Regions from separate parts of the Homo sapiens genome. Here all the other regions are linked to region 3. A link is an interaction called in ENCODE POLR2A ChIA-PET data of the cell type or tissue named here. Cell type or tissue: GM12878. All regions are shown on one strand.

Region 1 (2,500 bases), 240 kb after region 3:
CACGTGGAGTGGCAGCTGTGGGGTCTCAATGAACCTTGCTGCTTCCTTTTTTTACAACAGAGCTCTGAGCCCCAGCCCCAGGCCCTGATTTGTCCTATGGCTAAAGGGGCTGGAATAGGAGAATGTGCAGGATGGGACTCTTCCTACAGCAAGGAAGGAGAGAAGCACGGACTACTCAGGAGCAGGACAGGAGGATAAAGGGGAGAGAGGATGGAGCAGCGGCTGGCCTGGGTTAAGGCAGGAAGGCGGACTATCAGGAGTGCCAGAACCCGGAGGATGGAAGTGGGGCTGAGGGAGGTAGCTGCCACCCTTGGCCAAGCTGAACTCACAGTGGGGACCCTTGCCCCCGAGACTTTCAAATCACCCCATGGCTGTGCACTGCCTGCACATCAGTTCTTTCACAGTATTGGTTTCCTGAGACTAGCTAGCAGCCACTTCGCTAGGAAATGGCAAAGGGGCTGCATGCTCGCTTCAGGAGAGGCCGGGATGCCGCCTGCCATTCCAGTCCTGGAGCGGCAGGGGTGGGGGAAAGCGGGGCAGGCAGTGTGTGACTCTGGTCTGTAGAGCAGAAGATCAGCTGGCCTGGGAGGGGGGTCTCTGGGTGTCTATGAGCCCAGGAGGCTGTGTGGGACCGAAAGTTCCTACAGGATGGGGAAAGGGCACTCTTCTTTCCCTCCTAGCCCTCACAGGCCCAGCGTGACCCGGCTGACATTATTGGGTGTCTACTGACCCAGGGAGGATCACCTTGGACTTTTAGCTTCAGCTCTGGCACTGACTGGGGACACATGGGCTTGCCTGAGGGGTGGTTCCAAGTCTGTCAGCTCCCTGGGAGCTCATGGGGACCTTGTGGTCTTGCTGCCCACTCTCTTGCCAAGGTTCAGCACAAGTCCTGGAGCACGATTAGTATTTATTGAATGAATGAGGGATGGATGAGGGAGGCTGGAGTGTGACCCTGACCCTGCACATGACAAGGAAGGGGGCGGTGAGGGCTGATACCCCCTTCCAGGCCTGCTGGGACCTCTGGCAGCCTGGAGGTCTCAGAAACATGTGTTGCTGCCTCTGGACACCTGCTCTGCAGCAGCCCTTACCTTCACCTCCTGAATCATCTTCGCCACCTCCACCTTAGTTTTCCCTTTGATTGACCTGCCATTGACACCGGTGATCTCATCGCCAGCTGCCACTGTGCCGTCCAAGGCTGCTGGGGTGTTGTCAAATACCTGTGGGTGCATAAGGAGAGTGGTGGGGGAAGAAAGGGAGGGCTAAGATGGAACCTGGGAAGACACCTGACCACTGCCTGGCTCTGTCTTCCACTCTACCCTCTGCTCTCGTTTTTTGAGAAAGCGTCTCACCACCCGGGCTGGAGTGCAGTGGCGTGATCACAGCTCACTGTGGCACTGAACTCCTGGGCTCCAGCAATTCTCCTGCCTCAAATACATAGTCAAATGATTTCTTTTTTTTGAGTCGGCGTTTCGCTCTTGTTGCCCAGGCTGGAGTGCAATAGCGCCATCTCGCTCACCGCAACCTCCGCCTCCCGGGTTCAAGCAATTCTCCTGCCTCAGCCTCCCGAGTAGCTGGGGTTACAGGCATGCGCTACCACGCCCGGCTAATTTCGTATCTTTAGTAGAGACAGGGTTTCTCCATGTTGGTCAGGCTGGTCTCAAACTCCCGACCTCAGGTGATCCACCTGCTTTGGCCTCCCAAAGTGCTGGGATTACAGGTGTGAGCCACCGTGCCCGGCGGCATCAAATGATTTTTGACAAGGGTGTCAAGAACATTCAATGGGGAAGGACAGTCATTTCAACAATGGTATGTGAAAAATGAAGTTGACACTACTTAACACCACATACAAAAATTAACTCAAGGCCAGGCGCAGTGGCTCACACCTGTAATTCCAACACTCTGGGAGGCCAAGGCAGGCAGATCACCTGAGGTCAGGAATTCGAGAGTAACCTGGCCAACATGGCGAAACCCCATCTCTACTAAAAATACAAAAATTAGCTGGGCATGGTGGCAGGCGCCTGCAGTCCCAGCTACTCAGAAGGCTGAGGCAGGAGAATCGCTTGAACCTGGGAAGTGGAGGTTGTAGTAAGCCGAGATCATGTCACTGCACTCCAGCCTGAGCAACAGAACGAGACTCTGTCTCGAAGATAATAATAATAATAATAATTAACTCAAAATTGTTCAAAGACCTAAATGTAAAAGTTAAAACTATAAAACTCAGAAAAATGCCTAGTCCAAAACCTTCACGACATTGGAGTTTACAGTAATTTCTTGGATGTGACACCTAAGATCCAAGTAACAAAAAATAAACAAATTGAACTTCATAAAAATTTTAAAACTGGTGCATCAAAATACACCATCCAGTCTGGGCAATGTGGCAAAACCTTGTCTCTACAAAAAACACGAAAATTAGCTGGGCATGGTGGTGTACGCCTGTAGTCCCAGCTACTTGGGAGGCTGAGGTGGGAGGATCGCTTGAGCCTGGGAAACAGAGGCTGCA
Region 2 (2,500 bases), 270 kb before region 3:
ATTTGGACTGAAAAAATGAGAAAGCCCAAAATGACTATTAAATATACATGTATGTGTGTGTATACATACACACAGTCATGCACCACGTAACGATGTTTCAGTCAGCAGCTGACTGAATATATGACGGTGGTCCCATAAGATTATAATGGAACTAAACAATTCCTATCACCTAGCGACTCTTAGCCTTCGTAATGTCATAGCGTAACGCATTAGTCACGTGTTTGTGGTGATGTTGGTGTGAACAAATGTACTGTGTTGCCTGCCAGTCATATAAAATATAGTACACAATACTGGGGTAATGGTAATAAATGACTGTTACTGGTTTATGTTTTATTTATTTCATTATTTAATTTTCAGTGTTCTTTAGCTATGGTTTATGTATTTACTATCTTATAGTTTTTATCATTATTTTATGGTGTACTCCTATTTATTAAAAAAAATGTTAACTGTAAAACAGCCTCAGGTAGGTCCTTCAGGAGGTATTCCAGAAGAAGGCATTGTTATCATAGGTGATGACTGCTGCATGCATGTAATTGCCGCAGAGACCTTCCAGTGGGACAAAGATGTGGAAGTGGAAGACAGTGATATTAATGATCCTGACCCTGTGTAGGCCTAGGCTACTGTGTGTGTTTGTGTCTTCATCGTTAACCAAATAAATTTTAGGTAAAAAAAAAAAAAAAAAATTGGCCGGGCACGGTGGCTCACGTCTGTAATCCCAGCAATTTGGGAGGCCGAGGCAGGTGGTTCACTTGAGGTCAGAAGTTCGAGACCAGCCTGGCCAACATGGTGAAACCCTGTCTCTACTAAAAATACAAAAATTAGCCGGGCGTGGTGGCATGCACCTGTAATCCCAGCTACTTGGGAGGCTGAGGCAGGAGAATTGCATGAACCTGGGAGGCAGAGGTTGCAGTGAGCCAAGATAGCGCCACTGTACTCTAGTCTGGGTGACAAAGCAAGACTCCATCTCAAAAAAAAAAAAAAAAAAGGCCAGGCGTGGTAGCTCATGCCTGTAATCCCAGCACTTTGGGAGGCCAAGGCGGGCGGATCACGAGTTCAGGAGATCGAGACCATCCTGGCTAACATGGTGAAACCCCATCTCTACTAAAAATGCAAAAATTAGCCGGGCATGGTGGCGCACGCCTGTAATCCCAGCTACTCAGGAGGCTGAGGCAGGAGAATCACTTGAACCCAGGAGGCGGAGGTTGCAGTGAGCCGAGATCACACCACTGCACTACAGATTGGCGACAGAGTGAGACTTCATCTCAAAAAAAAAAAAAAAAAAATAGTAAATATTTTCATTTACATACAGCCTTTAAAGGAACACATTACCTGGAACAAGATTTAAAGAAGTACAAATATCTAGGCACAAATGAATTTCTGGTTTAGCTTAAACTTCTTTTATAAATAACCATTTACATAAACTTTTAATATATTGAGATATAACATACTTCTATAAGATAGACAATAAATGACAAAGCCCAAAAGGATTATTTTATATATACATAAATATAAACATGTATGTGTTTTATACATATTTTGTGGGTTATACGTACACATAAAAGTTATATATAAATGTTTTATGTATTAAATACTGTATATTATGTATATTATATGTGTATATATATTTACATATATATATACACACAGTCATGTGTCACTTAAACCATGGGGATATGCTCTGAGAAATGCATTATTGGGTGATTTGGTCATCATGTGAACAGTATAGAGTGTACTTACACAGACCTAGTACACTCTATGTTATACCTGACTGCAGGCCTAGGCTATGTGGGATAGCCTATTGCTCCTACGCTACAAGCCTGTACAGCATGTTACTGTACTGAATAATGTAGGCAACTATCACACCATGGTAAATGTTTGTGTGTCTGAACATATCTAAACATAAAAAAGGTACAGTAAAAATATAGTATAAAAGATAAAAAATAGTACAACTACATAGGGTACTTAGAATAAATGGAGCTTATAATAAATGGGCATTTATAATAAATGGATCTGGAAGTTGCTCTGGGTGAGTCAGTGAGTGAGTGGTGAGTGAGTGTGAAGACCTAGGACATTACACTACTATAGACTTTATAAGCATTGTACACTTAGGTTACACGAAATTTATACAAAAATATTTTTCTTTAATGATAAATTAACCTTAGCTTATTGTAACTTTTTTACTTTATAAACTTTAATTTTTTTAAACTTTTAAACTCTTTTGGAGTAGCTTAAAACACACATTGTACAACTATACAACAATATTTTCTTTCTTTATATCCTTATGAGTTTATACCCTTATGAGTGCAATGGTGCGATCTTAACTCACTGCAACCTCCACCTCCCGGGTTCAAGTGATTCTCCTGCCTCAGCCTCCTGAGTAACTGATTACAGGCGCCCACCATCACGCCTGGCTAATTTTTGCATTTTTAGTAGAGATGGGGTTTCACCCTGTTAGCCAGGATGGTCTCGATCTCCTGACCTTGTGATCCACCCGCCTCAG
Region 3 (2,500 bases):
CTGGGATTACAGGCGCTCCCACGGGAGCACCTTGGCTAATTTTTGTATTTTTAGTAGAGATGGGGTTTCATCATGGTGGTCAGGCTGGTCTGGAACTCCTTGCCTGGTGATCCGCCTGCCTCAGCCTCCCAAAATGCTGGCACCTGGCCTTCTCCATATACTTTAAATCATCTCTAGATCACTTATAATACCTAATACAATGTAAATGCTATGTAAATAGTTATTGTACTGTATTTTTAATTTTTATATTATTTACCTATTTATTTTTGAGACATGGTCTTGCTCTGTCACCCAGGCTGGAGTGTGGTGGTGTGATCATAGCTCACCGCAACCTTGACTTACTAGGTTCAAGCAGTCCTCCTGCCTCAGCCTCCCAGGTAGCTGGGACCACAGGCACGTGCTACCACGCCTGGCTAATATTTGTATTTTTTGTAGAGATAGGGTCTCACTATGTTGCTTAGGCTGGTCTCGAACCGCTGGACTCAAGTAATCCTCCTCAGCCTCCCAAAGTGGTAGTACTACAGTTGTGCATCACTGCACCCAACCTATTTCTTATTGTTGTGTTGTTATTTTTTATTTTCTCCCCCCACGTATTTTTGATCCATGGTTGAATCGGCAGATGCGGAACCCACAGCAGATGCTGATACGAAGGTATCAGCTGATAAGAAGATGCTGTGTTCTAATTTTTAATTTTTTTTTTTTTTTTTTTGAGATGGAGTCTTGCTCTGTCGCCAGGCTGGAGTGCAGTGGCACAATCTCGGCTCACTGCAACCTCTGCCTCCTGGGTTCAAGCAATTCTCCTGCCTCAGCCTGCCGAGTAGCTGGGATTACAGGCGTGCGCCACTACGCCCAGCTAATTTTTGTACTTTTAATGGAGATGGGGTTTCACCATGTTGGCCAGGATGGTCTTGATCTCTTGACCTTGTGATCCGCCTGCCTCGGCCTCTCAAAGTGCTGGGATTACAGGCGTGAGCCACCGCGCCCGGCCTGTGTTCTAAAATTGATTGTGGTAATGGCTGCGCAAGCTTGTGAATATACTAAAAACGGTGAGTCGCACACTTTGAGTGACTCAATTGGAGAGTTATCTGAATTACATCTCAATAAAGGTGTTGAAAGAAATTGCAACTTATAACACAGTATCCAGTGAAGCGTCCCCCACCCCTTCCTCCCTGACCCACTTAGCCCTGTACAGTCATGTTTCTGTTCAGTGTTTCTTTATGTAGCTAGAGCCAAACACAGATACTTAGTTCCCCACCTTTTTAAAGAAAACTGAAATGAGAGTGTGGAATATACACTGTTCTGTGCTTTGCTTTTTCACTTCCTGTATCTTGGAGATCTTTCCACTTGTGTGCAGAGAGAGCTTCCTGGTTCTTTTTCCATTGTATTCTGTTTTATGGATGGGCTATTCTTTATTTAATCAGCCCCCTCAGGAGGGACATTTGGGTTGTTTCCAAGCTTCTGCTGTTCCAAACAGCCTGCAGCCGACAGCCTTGTCCCCGCCTTGTTTTGCACCGTGCTAGGATGTCAGGTAAACTCCCAGAAGCGGGGTTGCTGGTCAGGGCTGAGTAGCGTCAAATCCCCCTCCAGTGGCGACTCAGCAGTTGACGCCTCCACCACCTGGGAGGAGTGCTCAGCGCCCCCACAGTCTTGCCGACAGACAGGTGTGTTATCTCGTAAGACTTTTGACAATCCTAGGTGAAACATGGTCTTTCACGATCATATTAATTTGCATTTCTCTTACAAGGAGGTTGGGCATCTTTCCCTATGAGTAAGGCTTTTCTATTAATGATTTCTTTCTCTGTGAAGTGTGTGTTTCAAATCCTTTGGCCTATTTTCTGCTGAGTCTTTTTCTGACTGATTTGTAGGAGCTCATTACATATTAGCTCTTTGCCTGTGATAAGAATTGCAAGTGAGTATGTCTCTTAGGACTTTATTTCCGGTGTTTTTGCCATGCAGAAGGGATTCTTTTTTTTTTGGAGAGGAAGGAGCTTTTTTTTTTTTTTTTTAAATGGCTTTAGGATTTTGAATCAGGGATAAAAATAAAAGCTTTGCCTAACCCCAAGGCTATAAGGCAATTCTCCCTTCTTCTAACATTTCATTGTTATTTCTTATTAAACGTTGAGTGGATGCAAAGAATACGTATAGAATACCTGCATGGCCTAAGGTGTCCCTCCCTGGGAACCACCGTCTGACATTTAATCTTTTTCCTTTCTTTCGTGTTTAAATCTGTATTGTCCAGTCTTGTTGCCTGTTTTGATATGGAAACAAGTAGAACTGTGCTTGCACTCTTCTTTTTTTTTTTTTTTTTTTTTTTTTTGAGCTGGAGTTTCACTCCGTCACCCAGGCTAGCGTGCAATGGCACAATCTCGGCTCACTGCAACCTCCGCCTCCTGGGTTCAAGTGATTCTCCTGCCTCAGCCTCCCAAGTAGCTGGGATTACAGATGCCTGCCACTGCGCCCGGCTAATTTTTGTATTTTTGGTACAGACAGGGTTTCACCA

The links. ChIA-PET counts read pairs that join two places held together with the same protein. Peaks named below come from ENCODE experiments on the same cell type or tissue, not always from the same donor. Only the 100,000 strongest peaks of a DNase experiment are listed, where the experiment ranks them.
Region 1: POLR2A ChIA-PET joins it to region 3 with 7 read pairs; 8 of 35 experiments call an interaction of 5 or more read pairs at or near these places.
Region 2: POLR2A ChIA-PET joins it to region 3 with 5 read pairs; 5 of 35 experiments call an interaction of 5 or more read pairs at or near these places.

What each region holds. Positions count from the first base shown.
Region 1 is chr22:38,063,719-38,066,218 of GRCh38, reverse strand. It overlaps PICK1 (protein interacting with PRKCA 1), which reads right to left. Exons shown (of 13, transcript NM_012407.4): 4 at 1,089-1,217. Among named protein-coding and RNA genes, the nearest start is that of PICK1, 7.6 kb to the right of the region's middle. In GM12878, no CTCF peak of the experiment used is centred here; no DNase peak of the experiment used is centred here.
Region 2 is chr22:38,575,944-38,578,443 of GRCh38, reverse strand. It overlaps FAM227A (family with sequence similarity 227 member A), which reads left to right. Exons shown (of 17, transcript NM_001013647.2): 17 at 1-326. Among named protein-coding and RNA genes, the nearest start is that of DMC1, 7.0 kb to the right of the region's middle. In GM12878, no CTCF peak of the experiment used is centred here; no DNase peak of the experiment used is centred here.
Region 3 is chr22:38,304,939-38,307,438 of GRCh38, reverse strand. All of the region lies in intron 6 of TPTEP2-CSNK1E (TPTEP2-CSNK1E readthrough), which reads left to right. All of the region lies in intron 2 of CSNK1E (casein kinase 1 epsilon), which reads left to right. Among named protein-coding and RNA genes, the nearest start is that of CSNK1E, 11 kb to the left of the region's middle. RefSeq lists enhancers at 1,307-1,556, 1,657-1,706. In GM12878, a CTCF peak has its summit at 1,600; DNase peaks (open chromatin) are centred at 1,168 and 1,668; H3K4me3 peaks cover 496 bases; H3K27ac peaks cover 2,410 bases.